Regions from separate parts of the Homo sapiens genome. Here region 1 is linked to region 2. Evidence: read pairs that join two places in POLR2A ChIA-PET (ENCODE). Cell type or tissue: HepG2. All regions are shown on one strand. Links, peaks and the distances in the headings refer to the core of each region. The heading gives the core; the rest is flanking DNA. Region 1 overlaps NUDC (nuclear distribution C, dynein complex regulator). Region 2 holds the start of OSTCP2 (oligosaccharyltransferase complex subunit pseudogene 2).

Region 1 (9,607 bases), core at 3,746-6,245, 53 kb after region 2:
CTTTCAATTCTGACTCCACCCCTTCCCAGAGGTAGGAGCTTGGGTAAATCAACGAGCTCTTTTCCTGACTCAAGCCTGTAATCTCAGCACTTTGGGAGGCCAAGGTGTGAAGATCACTTGAGGCCAGGAGTTCAAGACCAGCCTGGGAAATATAGTGAGACCCCCCGGTCTCTACAAAAAAATTTAATAACAAAAATTAGCCGAGCGTGGTGGTGTACACCTGTAGTCTTAGCTACTCAGGAGGACGAGGCGAGAGAATTGCTTGGGCCCAAGGGTTCAAGGCTGCAGTGAGCTAAGAAGGTGTTACTGCACTTCAGCCTGGGCAACAGAGTGAGACCTTGTCTTTAAGAAAATAAAATAGAGACAGATCTACTTTAAAGAGTGTTGTCATGGGGATTAAGATAATCCCACAATGCCCCCAGCATGGCTCCTGAGTAAACTAAGCACACATCCTCCCTTCTACTTCCATCAACACCCCAGGCTAGAAGGGCTGGGCCTCACATACCTTCTCCAGATGCACAGTCACCACCTTGCCGTCCTCAATGAGCCACGAGCTCTCCTCCACCTTCACTTCATTGTAGAGCTCCCCATCAATGATCGCTGGCTGCCCCTTGAGCCCCACCCGGAGGTGCCGCCGCTGGATGTCCACCACCATGTCCTTCCCTTTCAGCCGGAAGTTCACACAGAAAGGGACCGCCAGCTGCATAGGGCAGAGGCAGTCAGAAGAGGCCACTAAGTGCTGCTGGTACCCCAGGCTGGCCCCCTAAGCTTTACCTCTGGTCCCTGACACTCACGTCCAGCTCCGACAGGGTCTGGGTCCAGCGGTAATTGGGCAGGTCTGCCCCGTTGCCTAGGTTGGGCTTCAGTTTTCCTTTGTCCTTCTCATCTTCCTCCTCATCTTCCTCAGTATCCTGCTTACAATCAGGGACACTCAGCTACTTACTTGACAGACAAGACACAGATTGAACCCTCACTGGGCCAAGCCCAGGGCTAGCACTGGGCATACAGCCACAAAAGAAAACAGACCTGGTCCCTGCCCACTCCACAGAGGGGCAGACCCCCAAGCCTTGGTCCACTGGGAACCAGGTAAAACTTGGTTCTGATCTCAGTCTGAGAGGAGCTCAGACTATTAATATTATACCATGTGACAAAGGATATGGCTGGGCCCACAGAACCCAGCCAACCTCAGATGGGACCTGTAATAGGCACTGCCCTCTCTGGCTATTGGGTTTTCTTGCCATAAACAGGTTAAGGTCAGTCGGTTTTTATTTTATTTTTTTGGGACGGAGTCTTGCTCTGTCGCCCAGGCTGGAGTGCAGTGGCGTGATCTCGGCTCATGGCAACCTCCGCCTCCCGGGTTCAAGCAATTCTCTGCCTCAGCCTCCCGAGTAGCTGGGATTACGGGCGCCCACCACCATGCCTGGCTAATTTTTGTATTTTTAGTAGAGATGGGGTTTCACCATCTTGGCCAAGTTGGTCTTGAACTCCAGACCTCGTGATTTACCCACCTCGGCCTCCCAAAGTGCTGGGATTACAGGTGTGAGCCACTGCGCCTGGCAGGTTTTTATTTTTTTAACCTGGATCCTTTGGTTCAATGTCTCTGAGTGTGATCTTAAAGTATGGGGAAGATTCCCAAAGCCAGGAGGGGAGGGGATAGGATAAGGAAGGGTATTCCAGAGAAAGCAGTAGGCAGGAGATTTCCTGTAAGTTCCAAGCTCCTGGCTCATCCCAAGTCCCTGCAGTCCATCTCACCTGCTTCCCTGGGGAGTCAAGGCTGCCGTTCTTGAGCTGGGCCTCATGATTCTCTGCATCCTTTTTCTGGGGCAAAGAGCACAGCAGTTGGCAACAGGACCCCACTGCTCAGTGCCAGGGGGGATCTGAGGGGTGGAGAAGGGAAGCCCACCCTTCACCTGGTCAATCTCTAGCTGCAGCCTCTCTGCCTCTTCATCAGTTAGCTCCTTGATCTGGGGCCCTGAGGTCTCTGACTTGGCTTCCTTGGCCAGTCTGGCCGCCCGCTCCGCCTTCTCCCGCCGCTCGGCCTCCTGCCGGGCTCTCTTCTCCCGCCGGGTCTTCTGTGCCAGCTGATTGTGGTGGCTGAAAGTCTGTGTGATAAGCTGGAGAGGGAAGAAAGGCCATGAGGCATCAGAGCAGGGGACAGTGTCCCACAGCCTGGAGTCCAGCCCCACTCTCTACCTGCTGGGTGCAAGGGCAAAGCACTGCACCCAGAAACTCGGTTTCCTCATGTGCAAAATGAGGAAAATACATCTATCTCATAGGGTTGTAATGACAATACCTGCAAAGCACCTGTCTCAATAAACTGGCTGTTTTAAAAAGTGATGCTTGGCCGGGCGCGCTGGCTCACACCTGTAATCCCAGCACTTTGGGAGGCTGAGGAGGGTGGATCACAAGGTCAAGACCATCCTGGCCAACATGGTGAAACCCTGTCTCTACCAAAAATACAAAAAAAAAAAAAAAAAAAAAAAAAGCTGGGCATGGTGGCGGGGGCCTGTAATCCCAGCTACTCGAGAAGCTGAGGTGGGAGAATCGCTTGAACCTGGGAGGCAGAGGTTGCAGTGAGCAGAGATCGTGCCACTGCACTCCAGCCTGGTGACAGAGCAAGACTCCATCTCAAAAAAAAATAATAATAATAAATAAAGGAATTGGAGACTAATCTGGCCAACATGGTGAAACCCCGTCTCTACTAACAATACAAAAAAATTAGCCAGGCGCGGTGGCGTGCGCCTGTAATCCCAGCTACTCAGGAGGCTGAGGCAGGGGAATTGCTTGAACTAGGGAGGTGGAGGTTGCAGTGAGCTGAGATCAGGCCACTGCACTCCAGCATGGGTGACAAAGCGAGACTCTGTCTCAAAAAAACCAAAACAAAAAAAGTGGCGCTGTTTAAAGTAAAAACTCAAGCCTCAGTCCCTCACAAGCCTTTCCTGAGTTCTCAGGCCCACTCCTCTGACTAATCACTCTTACTCTTAGTGCATCCTGTCTCCAAGACCACAGTCCAGCTATGCAAGACTTGACACCACACCCAAAAAGGACACGTTAGCAGAAAGCCAGGGAGCTTTTTTTTTTAATTTTTTTTTTTGAGATGGAGTTTCACTCTTGTTGCCCAGGCTGGAGTGCAGTGGCGTGATCTTGGCTCACTGCAAGCTCCGCCTCCCGGGTTCAAGTGATTCTCCTTCCTTAGCCTCCCGAGTAGCTGGGATTATAGGCATGTGCCACCACGCCTGGCTAATTTTGTATTTTTAGTAGAGATGGGGTTTCTCCATGTTGGTCAGGCTGGTCTCGAACTCCTGACCTCCAGTGATCCGCCTGCCTCAGCCTCCCAAAGTGCTGGGATTATAGGTGTGAGCCACCGTGCCCGGTCAAAGTGCTGGGATTATAGGTATGAGCTACCGCGCCAGGTCAAAGCCAGGGAGCTTTCTTGAAGGAAGAGCCTGTTCACCCTCTCTCCAGCAAGCAAGCTATCAACTTCAAATCCTTTTTCTCCACTACACCTTCCCAGGAGGTTTCCACTCCAGGATGTGCTAGCCAGCCTCCCTGCTACCCAAGGACAACCCTCCACCCATACTATTGCCACCTGTCATTATTTGGCTCCTGGCCTTAGACAAGTGAACAACTTTGACTCTTTCTAAGCCTGTTTCCTTATCCGTCATGAGGATTGAGTATGACAGCACAAATCAAGAGCCTAGTGAGGTCCACATCACAGGGTTCCCCTGACCTGCAGCATCAGCATCACCTGGAACCTGTTAGAAACGCTAAATCTTAAGCCCCACTCCAGATCTACTGGATCAGAAATTCTGGGGTATGGCCAGGCAATCTGTATTTTTAACAAGCCCTCCTGGCCAATTTCCATGCATACTTCAAAATCACACCTAGATTTGAGTTCCTGGTCTACTCTTACCTGCGTGACCCTGAGGTCATGTCTCTGTGCCTCTATCTTGTTATTATTATTATTATTTTTGAGGCATGGTCTCACTCACCCAGGCTGGAATGCATTCGACCTCCCTGGGCTAAGGTGATCCTCCCACTTCAGCCTCCCCAGTGGCTGGGACTATAAGTACATGCCACCATGCCTGGCTAATTTTTGTATTTTTTTATAGAGACAAGGTTTTGCCATGTTGCCCAGGCTGGTCTCAAACTCCTGGGTCAAGTGATCCACCTGCCTCATCTTCCCAAAGTGCTGGGATTACAAGTGTAAGCCATTATGCCTGGTCTAAGTTATTATCTCTAAAAACAGTCTTGGCCAGGTGTGGTGGCTCATGCCCGTAATCCCAGCACTTTGGGAAGATGAGGCAGGTGGATCACTTGAGGCTGAGGCGGGCAGATCACCTGAGGTCAGGAGTTCTTGACCACCCTGGCCAACATGGTAAAACCCTGTCTCTACTAAAAATCCAAAAATGAGCCCGGTGTGGTGGCACACGCCAGTAGTCCCAGCTACCTGGGAGGCTGAGGTGGGGGAATCACTTGAACCCGGGAGGCAGAGGTTGCAGTGAGCAGAGATCGCGCCACCAGCCTGGGTAACAGAGGGAGACCCTGTCTCAAAATAAATAAAAGCAATCTTGGCATGTGTTGTTCTTTGCCTAGAATGTCTCATCCCCATTCTCAGGTCACCTGGCAAACCAATTCATCCTCCATGACCAGTCAAGTGTCAAAGTTTCACCTCTGGCCAGGAACATACCCTTAGGACACTCAACTCAATGCCAACCCATACACAGTGTGCATGTGCACACATACGCACATACCCCTAGAGGCCTTGCAGGGCACTTGCCATGTGATCAGTGGTCAATAAACCCTCTTTCAAGCATCTCTAAGGCAGAACTGCAGGGAAAGCTCTGCAGGGGCTCAAGGTCACAGAAGTCACCCACGGGCCCCCAGACCTGGGGTTCTGCTAAATGCCCTGTGGATTCTCACCCATTTGACGCCAAATTCTCCTGCTATGCCCAAACCCCCTGTCCCATGCCACACCACAGTAGCTCCACACTCTACAAGGTTAAAGAACACCAAACGTACCCCCTAAACCACAAATTAAACTGGTAGGGGAGGCCATTCTGCTGTCAGTAGAAACAATAGGTCATAATTACACCAGCAGAGGCTGTTCCACCACAAGGCCTTGGTCCTAAGTCCCTAATCAGAGAGACCTTGAACTAAAGGCATTTGCCAACCAGTGGCCAAAGGGAGGTGGGAGCAGGGCCCTCCCCTCTCCCAGCTCCACTGAATCATGTCACATCCCATTTGTACTTCCTTCCTAGCTCCTGGAGGTTAAGCAAGGGCAGAGCTAAACCACCAGGCAGAGTCAAGGCCAATCACAGCAGCCTCTGACCCATCCTCCCATCAGCCTGACCTAGGCCCAGCCTCAGACAGATAACCCCAGGGTTGTGGAAGCTTACCCAGAGGCTGTCACCGACTCAAGCTTCGGTCACTGGACACATCTTTGGGAACCACAGCCAACCAGGGTGGGGAGGGCTGGGCCTGCTCTAAATCCAAGCCTGTCACTCTCCCCCAGAAGAGGCCCAGGACAGTACAGGCATGTGCCACCATGCCAGCCTTCTCAAATACTTTTCAGAAGGCAGAAGAATTTTATGAAATAGCTGTTATTCAAATGCTAATCCAGGTCGGGCACGGGGGCTCCCATCTGTAATCCCAGCACTTTGGGAAGCAGAGGCAGACAGATCACTTGAGCCCAGGAGTTTGAAACCAGCCTGGGCAACATAGGAAGACCCTGTCTCTATAAAAAATACAAAAATTAGCTGAGTGTAGTGGTACCTGTAGTTCCAGCTACTCGAGAGACTGAGGCAGGGGGATTGCTTGAGCCTGGGAGGTCAAGACTCCAGTGAGCCATGATCACATCACTGCACCCCAGCCTGGGTGACAGAGCAAGACTCTGTCTCAAAAAAACAAACAAATAAATAGAAATAAAAATAAATAAATAAAATGCTAGTGCACTGAGGAACTACATCTGTGCAAATAATTTAAGTTTACCAGGTACAGTGGCTCATACCGGTAATCCCAGCACTTTGGAAAGGCCGAGGCGGGCAGATCGCTTGAGCTCAGGAGGTTAAGACCAGCCTGGGCAACGTGGTGAGACCCCGTCTATACCAAAAATACGAAAATATTAGCCAGACACGGTGGCATATGCCTGCAGTCCCAGCTACTCGGGAGGCTAAGATGGAAGGACTGCTTGAGCCTGGGAGCCGGAGGTTGCTGTGAACTGAAGGTTACAGTGAGCCGAGATTGCGCCGCTGCACTACAACCTGCGTGAGAGTGAGAACCTGTCTCAAAACAAAAACCCCCCTAAACAATGGGGTTTGGAGTTTCTAGGGTGGTGAACACATCAAGGTGTCGGGAGGGTGGCACACCCAGAGAGGGTACGGAGGCTCCAGGCCCCACCCCCATACCTAGCCCTACACAGCTATTTGGCTGTTCCTGAAGTTATGTCTTTTATAATAAACAAGTAACAGTAAATAAAGCACTTTCCTGAGTTTTGAATCATTCTAGCAAATTATTAAACCTGAAAAGGTGGTCATGGCAAACCCCAGTTTACAGCTGGTTGGTCAGAAGTACACGAGGCAATTTGGAACTTATAACTGGTGTGTCAAGTGGGCACTGTCTTATGGGACTGAGTCCTTAACCTGTGGAGTCTGCAGTAATTCTGGGTAGTTACGGTCAGAATTCAATTGAATTGTAGGATACCCAGTTGGTGTCCAGAGAACTGGAGAACTGGTCGTCGAGTGGTGGAAAAACCCCACACATTTGGTGTCAGAACGGCTGTGAGTAAAAACCATTCTTAGGATGCAATACGCAAAATCCAGATTGTGGGAAACTTTGCCAGGACAAACGACCCTTTATTCAAAAAACAAATTGCAAGGAAAAAAGAGGTCTCTTGTGTTTTATTTTTTAAATCTTAAAATTTTTTTTTGTAGGCCAGGTAGGGTGACTCACGCCTGTAATCCCAGCGCTTCGGGAGGCCAAGGTGGGTGGATCACCTGAGGTCAGGATTTAGACCACTGGAGTTCGAGACCAGCCTGGCCAACAAGGTGAAACCCTGCCTCTACTAAAAATACAAAAATTAGGCTGGGCTCGGTGGCTCACACCTGTAAACCAGGCACTCTGGGAGGCCGAGGCAGGCGGATCACCTGAGGTCGGGAGTTCAAGACCAGCCTGACCAACTTGGAGAAACCCTGTCTCTACTAAAAATACAAAAATTAGCTGGGCGTGGTGGCGCATGCCTGTAATCCCAGCTACTTGGGAAGCTGAGGCAGGAGAATTGCTTGAACCCAGGAGACAGATGTTGTGGTGAGCCGAGATCAGGACACCGTACTCCAGCCTGGGCAACAACAGCAAAACTCCATCTCAAAAAAAAAAAAAAAAAAAAAAAAAAAAAAAAAAAAAAAAATATATATATATATATATATATATATATATATTAGCCGGGCGTGGTGGTGGGTGCCTGTAATCCCAGCTACTTGGGAGGCTGAGGCAGAAGAACTGCTTGAACTCAGGAGGCGGAGGCTGCAGTGAGCCAAGATCATGCCACTGCACTCACGCCTCAGCACCAGAGACTCCAAGTCAAAAAAAAACAAAACATTTTTTTTTTGTAGAGATGGAGTCTCATTATATTACCCAGGCTGGTCTTCAACTCCTGGGCTCAAGTGATCCTACCACCTCAGCCTCCCAAAGTGCTGTGATTACAGGCCTGAGCCACTGTGCCTGACCCTTAATTTTTTGTTTTTGTCTTTGTTTGAGGTCTCTTAATTTACAGGTTTCTATCACCCAGTGTAAAGTGTGAACCTTACTTGAATTAGGAATCAAACAATCGTAATCAAATACCCAATAAAAAAGACAAATGTCTTGACTAGATGATATATGATATCATCTAGTTCTGTGTCCCCACCCAAATCTCATCTTGAATTGTAGTTCCCATAATCCCCACATGTCATGGGAAGGACCTGGTGGGGGGTAATTTGAATCATGGGGGTGGCTACCCCCATGCTGCTTTCTTGATAGTGAGTTATCATGAGATCTGATGATTTTACAAGGGGCTTTTCCGCCTTTGCCTGGCACTTCTCCTTCCTGCCACCTTGTAAAGGTGGTACCTGCTTCCCCTTCACCTTCCACCCTGACTGTAAGTTTCCTAAGGCTTCCTCAGCCATGCAGAACTATGAGTCAATTAAACCTCTTTCCTGGCCATAGTACATGAGGGTTCTGTATTAGTCTGTTCTCATGCTGCTATGAAGGAATACCCTAGACTGGGTAATTTATAAAGAAAAGAGGTTTACGGCTGGGCACGGTGGCTCACGCCTGTAATCCCAACACTTTGGGAGGCCAAGGGGGCACGGAACACCTGACGTCAGGAGTTCGAGACCAGGTTGGCCAACACAGTGAAACCCTGTCTCTACTAAAAATACAAAAATTAGCCAGGCGTGGTGGCAGGCACCTGTAATCCCAGCTACTTGGGAGGCTGAGGCAGGAGAATCGCTTGAACCCAGGAGGCAGAGGTTGCAGTGAGCTGAGATCGCCCCACTGCACTCCAGCCTGGGTGACAGAGCGAGACTCTGTCTCAAAAGAAAAAAAAACAAAAAACAAAAACAAAAAAACCTGTCCTGGCCGGGCGCGGTGGTTCACGCCTGTAATCCCAGCACTTTGGGAGGCCAAGGCAAGTGGATCACGAGGCCAGGAGATCGAGACCATCCTGGCTAACACGGTGAAACCCCGTCTTTACTAAAAACACAAAAAATTAGCCGGGCATGGTGGGGGGTGCCTGTAGTCCCAGCTACTGGAGGCTGAGGCAGGAGAATGGCGTGAACCCAGGAGGCGGAGCTTGCAGTGAGCCCAGATTGCACCACTGCACTCCAGCCCGGGCGACAGAGCGAGACTCCATCTCAAAAAAAAAAAAAAACCTCTGTCCTTTATAAATTACCCAGTCTTGGGTATTTCTTCACAGCAGCATGAGAACGAAGTAATACCTTGTCACAGATGAGCTTTGGACTGGGACTTATGGGTTAATGCAGAAATGAATTAAGACTTTGTGGGGCTGTTGGAAGGGCATGATTGTGTTTTGAAATGTGAAGACATGAGATTTGGCGGGGGTACCAGGGGCAGAATGATACCGTTTGGCTCTGTTTCCCCACCCAAATCTCACCTTGAATTGTAATTCCCACATGTCAAAGGCAGTACCAGGTGGAGGTAACTGAATCACCAGGATGGTTTCCCCCATGCTGTTCTCATGATACGAGTGAGTTCTCACAAGATCTGATGGTTTTATTAGCGTCTGGCATTTCTTCTGCTGGCACTCATTCTCTCTCCTGCCAATCTGTGAAGAAATGCCTTCTTCCATGATTTTAAGTTTCCTGAGGCCTCCCCGGTCATGCAGAACTCTGAGTCAATTAAACCTCTTTTTTTTCTTCTTTGAGACGGAGTCTCGCTCTCTCGACAGGCTGGAGTGCCATAGCACAATCTCGACTCACTGCAACCTCTGCCTCCCACGTTTAAGCGATTCTCTTGCCTCAGCCTCCTAAGTGGCTGGGAATACAGGCACACGCCACCACACCCAGCTAATTTTTGTATTTTTAGGAGAGCTGGGGTTTCACCATGTTGG
Region 2 (9,607 bases), core at 918-3,417:
CACAGCCAATCAGAGACAGGCACGCCCTGAATCCGCCCCGCCCCCCCCCCCCCCCCCCGCGCTCTGCACATTCAGGGCATTCCCCAAACCCTTCAGGTCCTGCCCTTCGCCGGATTCTGCTCCGCTAGGGCATCCGGTCCCCTTTCGCCTCTCCCCAAATTTTGGGTGCAAAGGGAGCCTCATCTTCCCTGGTTTGGCCCCTCAGAGTCATAAGCTCTGGTAGCTGGTGTTTAGAAATTCACGGAATCCGGTCTCCATCCGGGGGAGGGTCTTGCCTAAGGCCTCTGTGCGAAGAGAGCCTGGGCTAGAACGCAGGAGGCTTGACTCCTTGTGCCGTGCTCCTCCCACACCTCATGCTGCCCTTGGCCGAATCAGTTCTGCCCGGTCTCTCCTGGGCCATAGGGCTCTCAAGGACCCCCTTTCCCACCTCACTAGGGCAGTGGAAGGGTTAACGCAGAGGGGCGACTGCCGTCCTGGTGGGACGGGGATCTAGCTGGACTGATTCCACGATAGGTAGAGCGCTTTATTCGCAGAACAAATACCTCAGCGCTGCCGCTGAGCCTGCAAACCTTGGTGGCATCACAGAGGAGCCCCGGACCCCACGGTGTGCAAAGTTCTTTCCCTGCCCCGGCTCGTGTTTACTCCTCCCAGCCGGTGTTCCTACACATTTTAAAGAGGGGGAAACTGGCCGGGCGCGGTGGCTCACGCCTGTAATCCCAGCACTTTGGGAGGTCAAGGCGGTCGGATCACCTGAGGCCAGGAGTTCAAGACCAGCCTGAGCAACATGGCGAAACCCCATCTTTACTAAAAATAGAAAAAAATTAGCCGGTCGTCGTGGTAGGCGCCTGTAATCCCAACTACTCGGTAGGCTGAGGCAGGAGAATCGCTTGAACCTGGGAGGCGGAGGCTACAGTGAGCCAAGATCGCGCCATTGAACTCCAGCCTGGGCGACAGAGCAAGACTCCGTCTCAAAAAAAAAAAAAAAAAAAAGCCGGGGGCGGGAAGGGGGAAGGGGGGTGTGCGGGGGCGGGGAACTGACTGGCGGGGCGCGGTGGCTCCGCCACCACTTTGCGAGCCCGAGGTGGGTGGATCACCTAAGGTCAGGAGTTCTAGACCAGCCTGGCCAACATGGTGAAACCCCTGTCTCTACTGAAAATACAAAAAAATTAGCCAGGTGTGGTGGCGCACCTCTGTAGTTCCAGCTACTCAGCAGGCTGAGGGAGGAGAATCGCTTGAATTCGGGAGGCAGAGGTTGCAGTGAGCAGAGATTGTGCCACTGTACTCCAGCCTGGGCGACAGAGCAAGACTCAGTCTCAAAAAATAAATAAAAATAAAAAATAAAGAAGGGGAAACTGAGACCCTGAAGGGCAGTAGTGCTTTGCCCAATGTCTTATTGACGACTGGTGGCTGAATCCAGATTTTTGAATCTGGACAGAAATGCACGAGCTCAGCCATTCATGCCCTCTGGGGGCTCAGATACCTGGGTCTAGTCCTCTTGGTGGAGGGACGTTCTTTATGTGGGACTTTATCTGACACTTCTCATCTGGCCCTGACAAAATGATAGAATGGAACCCTGCCCACTTTTCCCCCAACAGAAATGACCCTGCCATACCAAACACTGGCTCAGACACCATGGGCCTGCCTCAGTTTCCATCTACTTGAAGGTGGCATCAGAGATGGGAGGTCTCTGTGGTGGGTGGGGGCAAGGGCCAGGGGTCCAGAAACCAGCTCTGAACCCGATTGGGAAGGACTGCAGCAGACCCTGGGCTCAGGAGGACCTGCGGAAGGTATGGCCAGTGTGACTGCTGAAGCCTGAAGAGGAGGCAGATGGCGTGCTTGCATGATGTGCAGGATGATGATAGAGCCTCATCCTCCCCCCATGAACACATGTTCTCTAACTGCTTTCAGGTGTCTTAGAGTGAGTGAGACTGAGTGATGGGGACTCGTGGGCGAGACAGTTGGGCTCCAAAGAGGCAGCTCAGAAGCGGCTGGGAGAGGAAGGCGGGTGGGTGAGAGGCGCCAGGCTCAGTGAAGAGGAAGGGTGGAGGGGTTGGGGGAGGGAGGAGGTCAGAAGCAGGGTGCCCAGTGACCAGGGGTGGTGGAGACTCAGTGAGGGGAAGGGGAGGGCTTGGGAGGATGACTCAGTCAGAGGGGAAGAAGAGCTGTTCAGTGACTGTGCTGGGGCTCAGTAGGGGGAAGGGGCTGAGTGTGTGCAAAGGTGCTGGCGGAGGCTCGCCATGGGGGAAGGGAGGTTCAGTGAGGGGCATGGGAACTCAGAGAGTTGGAGGGGCTCAGTGAAGATGAGGGAGGCTCAGGAGCTACCAGGTTGCCCCCAGCAAGGAGGCTTGCCCTGCTGAATGATGGTGTCCCTTTGAACAGTCTCTTTTGTGTCATGCAATCATAGGTCTTTCTCAGGGCAGAAGCCCCTCATTGCCATGGTGGTGGGGAGATGGACAGGTGTTTTGCCTTCATGAGGCAGATCACTGCTCCCAACTCCTCAAGGACTGATTCAGGGGAAGAAGACTAGGACTTATCTCCACCCCCAACCACTGGCCAGATCCAGAGAACCAGTCAGACCCGGGTTGAAAACCAACACACACTGCCCATCTGGGTGACCTTGGGCAAGTAATTTATCTGAGTGGGAGAAGATGCACAGTATATATTTATTGAAGGAATGAATGTTCTCTGTCTCGTGATATCATCCCTAAGAAAGGGAGATTGATAGCCGTCTCTTCCTGATGAGAAACCAAAGTCCAGAGAAGTGAAGAGGCTTGCCCAAGTTCACACAGCAGGTAAATGGCCAAGCAAGAATTCAAACACAGATATGACCCACTCCGTGGTCACTCCTTACCTCCCTGTTCTCTGACAATGCTCCCTGTTGCTATCCTCTGTGGTATTTCCTATGAGTCATATGTATGTATTTGTTTATTGTTTAATTATTAATAGTCTCTCCCCCTTGACTGGTTTTGCTTATCACTAGAATCCCCTGAAGTCAAGCAGAGTGCCTGGCCCCATAAAGCACTCAATAAACATTTGTCTGAATTGAAAAATTTAGGCCGTGCACAGTGGCTCACGCCTGTAATCCCAGCACTTTGGGAGGCTGAGGCAGATGGATCACCTGAGATCAGGAGTTCAAGACCAGCCTGGCCAATGTGGTGAAACCCCATCTCTACTAAAAATACAAAAATATGGCCAGGGACGGTGGCTCACACCTGTAATCCTAGCACTTTGGGAGGCCGAGGTGGGTGGATGATGAGGCCAAGAGATCAAGACCATCCTGGCCAACATGATGAAACCCCACCTCTACTAAAAATACAAAAAATTAGCTGGGCGTGGTGGGGCAAGCCTGTAGTCCTGACTTCTCAGGAGGCTGAGGCAGGAGAATCGCTTGAACCCGGGAGGCGGAGGTTGTAGTGAGCTGAGATCATGGCACTGCACTCCAGCCTGGCGACAGAGCGAGACTCCATCTCAATAAATAAATAAATAAATACAAATACAAATACAAAAATTAGCCAGGCGTGGTGGTGCACATCTGTAATCCCAGCTACTCAGGAGGCTGAGGCAGGAGAATTGCTTGAACCTGGGAGGCAGAGGTTGCAGTGAGCTGAGATTGCGCTACTGCACTCCAGCCTCGGCAACAGGAGCAAGACACCATATCAAAAAAAAAAAGAAAGAGAGAGAGAGAGAGAGACGGGGGTGGGGGGAGACAGAGAGAGAGAGAGAGAGAGAGAGAGAGAGGAGAGAAGAGGAGAAGAGAAGAGAAAAGAAAAGAAAAGAAAAGAAAAATTAACCGGGTGTAGTGGTGCATGCCCATAATTCCAGCTACTCGGGAGGCTGAAGCAGAATCACTTGAACCCAGGAGGCGGAGATTGCAGTGAACCAAGATCACACCACTGCACTCCAGTTTGGGCAACAGAGCAAGACTCCATTAAAAGAAGAAAGAAAGAAAGAAGGAAGGAAGGAAGGAAGGAAGGAAGGAAGGAAGGAAGGAAAGAGAGAGAGAGAGAGAGAAGGTAGGAAAGAAGGAAGGAAGGAAGGAAGAAAAATAAAAATAACACAAGGGTAGGCCGGGTGCGGTGGCTCACTTCTGTATTCCCAGCACTTTGGGAGGCAGAGGCGGGTGGATCACGAGGTCAGGAGTTCAAGATCAGCCTGGCCAAGATGGTGAAACATCTCTACTAAAAATACAAAAAAGTTACCCGGGCATGGTGGCGGGTACCTGTAATCCCAGCTACTGGGGAGGCTGAGACAGAGAATTGCTTGCACCCAGGAGGGAGAGGTTGCAATGAGCTGAGATTGCGCCACTGCACTCCAGTCTGGGCAACAGAGAGAGACTCCGTCTCAAAAAAAAGAAAGAAAGAAAGAAAAGAAAACACAAGGGTAGAGCTTGCTGAGAATGGAGAGTTCCCTTCTCCATTCATTCATTTATTCTTTTTTATTTTATTTATTTATTTATTTATTTATTTATTTTTTCTGAGACGGAGTCTTGCTCTTGTTGCCCAGGCTGGAGGGCAGTGGTGCAATCTCAGCTCATTACAACGTCCGCCTCCCAGATTCAAGCGATTCTCCTGCCTCAGCCTCCCGCATAGCTGGGATTACAGGCATGAGCCACCACGCCTGGCTAATTTTGTATTTTTAGTACAGACAGGGTTTCTCCAGGTTGATCAGGCTGGTCTCGAACTCCCAACCTCCAGCGATCCGCCCGCCTCTGCCTCCCAAAGTGCTGGGATTACAGGCGTCAGCCACTGTGCCCAGCTTCTTGTCAGCTTTCTTAACTGGCCTGAGCACCACACTCTCGGAGTGGATAGGAGCCACAGTCTACCACCTATTAGTGCACATCCAGCCCAGCAAACACAACACCTGGAATGAAGAAATCCATCCATAACTGTAATGATTATTGTGTTTTTCTGATCTTTATAAAAGTTATAGAGTACATTCCTTTTGTAGAAAATCTGGAAGACAGATAAAATACTAAAATACTGAAAAAGAATAGGCTGTCAGGCAAGGTGGCTTATGCCTGTAATCCCAGCACTTTGGGAGACTGAGGCAGGAGGATCACTTGAGCAACTAGGAGTTCAAGACCAGCCTGGGCAATATGGTGAGACCTCATCTCTATGAAAAATAAAAATAAATTACCTGGGCATGGTGGTGCATGCCTGTAGTCCCAGCTATTCAGGAGGTTGAGGTGGGAGGATCGCTTGAGCCCAGGAAGTCGAGGCTGCAGTGAGCTGTCTCTTGCCACTGCACTCCAGCCTGGGTGACAGAGCAAGACCTCATCTCAAAAAATAAAAATAATAGGCCAAGCACAGTGGTTCGTGCCTATAATCCTGTACTTTGGGAGGCCAAGATGGGAGGATTGCTTCAGTCCAGGAGTTTGAGACCAGCCTGGGCAACATAGCAAGACTCTCTGTCTCTATGAAAAATTTAAAAAATTAGCCAGATTTGGTGGTGCACGCCTGTAGCTACATGGGAGGCTGAGGCAGGAGGACCCCTTGAGCCCAGGAGTTTGAGGCTGCAGTGAGCAGCGTCTGCACCACTGTACTCTGGCCTGGGAGACACAGAAAGACCCTCTCTCTCTCTTTTTTTTTTTTTTTTTTTTGAGATGGAGTCTCACTGTGTCACCCAGGCTGGAGTGCAATGGTGCGATCTCAACTCACTGCAACCTCCGCCTCCCAGGTTCAAGCAATTCTCCTGCCTCAGCCTCCTGAGCAGCTGGGATTACAGGCGCCCGCCACGACACCTGGCTAATTTTTGTATTCTTAGTATTCACCCAGCCGACCCTGTATCTTTAAAAAAAAAAAAAGAAAGAAAACAAGAAGAAGAAGAAAAGAAAAAGCCTGGGCGTGGTGGCTCACGCCTGTAATCCCAGCACTTTGGGAGGCCGAAGCAGGTGGATCACTTGAGGTCAGGAGGTCAAAACCAGCCTGACCAACATGGTGAAACACCATCTGTACTAAAAATACAAAATTAGCCAGGTGTGGTGGCGCACGCCTGTAATCTCAACTACTTGGGAGGCTGAGGCAGAATTTCTTGAACCCAGGAGGGAGAGGTTGCAGTGAGCCGAAATCACATCATTGCACTCCAGCCTGGGCAACAAGAGCGAAACTCCATCTCAAAAAAATTTAAAAAAGAAAGAATAGAGGAAAGGAGCCTGAAATCAGAAAGACTTATGTTTGAATCGAAGTTCAGTCCTTTTCTAGCTATGCAACCCTGAGAGAGGCACCTTTGTTCTCTGAACGTCAGGGTTTTCATCTGAGAAGTGGAACGGCTAATATCTATGGCATAGACAAGGACATTGACTCATGCAAGGATATGCCCAAGATCTCACATATCTATGGTCATATCTGGTCGTATCTATCTGACTCAAAACCTGTGGCCTGAGTTTGAGACCCTGAAAGAGAAGAGGCAGCTGAGATGGGACCAGGTTCCAGAGTCTGGTCCAGTATGTATCTATTGCCTCCAGGACAGCAGCCAGAAGAGACAGCCTTGTGGAGGGGACAGTGACTGTGGCTGTGGCCCCAAGCAGGATCCCCAATCCCCTCCATTAGCTGAGAGTGGGGTGGGGAAGGGGTCAAGGCCTGAGGAGTATATGTCCATCCCAGCCTAGAATATTTGAGTCCTCTGCTAAGAGATCCAACCTCTCCCTTTCAGCCTCTCCCTGGCAACCTGGCCTGGCACCCTCTAGGAAGTGATCTCAGTTTAATAATTTAGCAGATGCAGACAAAGATAGCAGCTCCGAAAATAACCCAGTCAGGCCCCAGCCTCCACCTTCCCTTTCCTTAACAGACTCCCCTGCCCTCCCCACAAGGTCTCTGGTTGCCCTACACACCTGTCAGTGTTCCTGCCTGCCAGTGAACACCTGATTCAATGCTTCCTCATTCTTCTTCTCCTCCTTGCTCCTTTCTCTCCATTGTTATATCAAGAGCTTTTATATGGGTCAGGCACGGTGGCTCACACCTGTAATCCCAGCACTTTGGGAGGGCGAGGCAGGTGGATCACCTGAGATCAGGAGTTCAAGATCAGCCTGGTCAATGTGGTGAAACCCCATCTCTACTAAAAATACAAAAATTAGCCGGGCATGGTGGTGCATGCCTGTAGTCCCAGCTACTTGGGAAGCTGAGGCAGGAGAATCTCTTGAACCTGGGAGGCGGAGATTGCGGTGAGCTGAGATTGCACCACTGCACTCCAGCCTGGATGACAGAGTGAAACTCCGTCTCCAAAATAATAATAAATAAATAAATAAATAAATAAATAAATAAAATAAAATAAAGAGCTTTTGCCTTTATGCAACCAACATGGAGATTTTGTACCATGTCCTGTTCTTAGTGCTTGAATGTCCTAACCTGAAGCTGAAGAAGCCGCCCTGGCTGCACATGCTGTCGGCCATGACTGTATGCTCTGGTGGTGGTGTCTTCCTCATTACCGGAGGAATCATTTATGATGTTATTGTTGAACCTCCAAGTGTTGGCTCTATGACTGATGAACATGGGCATCAGAGGCCAGTAGCTTTCTTTGCCTATAGAGTAAATGGACAATATATTATGGAAGGACTTGCATCCAGCTTCCTGTTTACAATGGGAGGTTTAGGTTTCATAATCCTGGACCAATTGAATGCACCAAATATCCCAAAACTCAATAGATTTCTTCTTCTATTCATTGGATTTGTCTGTGTTCTATTGAGTATTTTCATGGCTAGAGTATTCATGAGAATGAAACTGCCGAGCTATCTGATGGGTTAGAGTGCCTTTGAGAAGAAATCAGTGGATACTGGATTTTTTCTTGTCAATGAAGTTTTAAAGGCTGTACCAATCCTCTAATATGAAATGTGGAAAAGAATGAAGAGCAGCAGTAAAAGAAACTTCTAGTGAAAAAACAGGAAGCATATTGAAGCTTGGATTAGAATTTCTTCTTGGTATTAAAGAGACAAGTTTATCACAGTATTTTTTTTTCCTGCTGACCTATTGCTGTACCAACGATGTTGAGTGGCATTTTCTTCTTAGTTTTTCATTTCTTAAAGAAAATATACTCTATATCTCAACTATAATATCAAGTAAAGTGATTATTTTTTACAACCCCCTTACCATTTTTTAGAGATGACATTTCTGATTTTCAGAAATTAACATAAAATCAAGAAGCAAGATTACATAAACTGAGAACTCTGGACAGCTGATCAGCTTTATCTATGGTGCTTCACTTTAACTAGAGTGTGTGATGGTAGATTATTTCAGAATTGTATGTAAGACTTTCCTGAACAATAAGATGTATGAAAGGAGCAGAAACAAATACTTTTTCTAATTAAAAACAAAAAAGCTGGGTGCAAGGGTGCACACTGTAATCCCAGCTACTCGAGAGGCTGAGGCAGGAGAATCACTTGAACCCGGGAGGTGGAGGTTGTAGTGAGCCGAGATCGCACCACTGCACTCCAGCCTGGGTGACAGAGTGAGACTCTGTCTCAAACAAACAAACAAACAAACAAAAAGCTTTTATATCAATTAGGGCTTAGGGAAATCTTTCCACTGGGCGTGGTGGCTCACACCTGTAATACCAGCACTTTGGGAAGCCAAGGCAGGCAGATCACAAGGTCAGGAGTTCGAGACCAGCCTGACCAACACGGTAAAACCCTATCTCTACTAAAAATACAAAAATTAGCTGGGCATGGTGGCACACGCCTAGAGTCCCAGCTACTCGGGAGGCTGAGGCAGGAGAAACGCTTGAACCCGGAAGGCAGAGGTTGTCGTGAGCTGAGATCAAGACTGTGCCACTGCACTCCAGCCTGGGTGACAGAGCAAGACTCCATCTCAAAAAGAAAAGAAAAGAATAAAGAAATCTTTCCTAGAAGCCAGAAGACTTGGGCTTAATTCACTGTGTGGACCTGAGCACTCTCCTTCACCTCTCTGACTCTGTTCCTGCATTTGTAAAATGAGGCCTCTGGAAGCCGGGCGCGGTGGCTCGTGCTTGTAATCTCAGCACTTTGGGAGGCTGCAGCAGGAAAATCACTTAAGCCCAGGAATTTGAGGTCAGCGTGGGTAACATAGGGAGACCCCGTCTCTACAAAAACATTTAAGAATTAGCTGGGCATGGTTGCACATGGCTGTAGCCCCAGCTACTCAGGAGGCTGAGGTGGGAGGATCGCTTGAGCTCAGGAGGTCGAGGCTGCAGTGAGCCGAGATTGTGCCACTGCTCTCCAGCCTGGGCAACACAGTAAGACCCTGTTTCGAAAAAATTTTTTTTGAAATGAGGCCTCTGGATTCCTAAATAAGACATGAACAAAATGTTGGTGTGGGTGCCAATTACTTGGATAGGGGACTGGATGTCTTCCTCAGGAAGGCACAACTGCCGTGTCAATGTCATCTCAGTCAACAGCACTACAATCCATCTATGCTGCTGCTCTATACAGGGAGCCCAGATTTCTCTGTGTTTGATTTCTCTTGTGAAGAAAGCTTTGCCCTAGTTATTATTCCTAGAATAAAAGGCTATGACTTGTGTTCACAGTGGCGGTAGCAGGTTCCACATGCTTTTGATGCTTCATCACATTTTTGGTGTTACTTTTTTTTTTGCAGTTTTCGTGGTTTTATTTAAACATGAATCAGGCATGCATGCACGTGAG

Evidence for each region. Peaks named below come from ENCODE experiments on the same cell type or tissue, not always from the same donor. Only the 100,000 strongest peaks of a DNase experiment are listed, where the experiment ranks them.
Region 1: POLR2A ChIA-PET joins it to region 2 with 23 read pairs; 8 of 35 experiments call an interaction of 5 or more read pairs at or near these places.

The regions. Positions count from the first base shown.
Region 1 is chr1:26,933,964-26,943,570 of GRCh38, reverse strand. It overlaps NUDC (nuclear distribution C, dynein complex regulator), which reads right to left. Exons shown (of 9, transcript NM_006600.4): 3 at 1,911-2,114; 4 at 1,753-1,818; 5 at 795-911; 6 at 506-700. Among named protein-coding and RNA genes, the nearest start is that of NUDC, 17 kb to the right of the region's middle. In HepG2, for the core only: no CTCF peak of the experiment used is centred there; a DNase peak (open chromatin) is centred at 5,230.
Region 2 is chr1:26,984,029-26,993,635 of GRCh38, reverse strand. It overlaps OSTCP2 (oligosaccharyltransferase complex subunit pseudogene 2), which reads left to right and starts at 7,293. Exons shown (of 1, transcript XM_047437145.1): 1 at 7,293-7,879. The coding sequence starts at 7,296. The coding sequence ends at 7,739. It also overlaps the pseudogene RPL32P6. RefSeq lists a silencer at 1-31 and enhancers at 172-331, 85-584, 585-1,086, 2,664-2,958. In HepG2, for the core only: a CTCF peak has its summit at 1,831; DNase peaks (open chromatin) are centred at 2,045 and 2,965; H3K4me3 peaks cover 1,602 bases.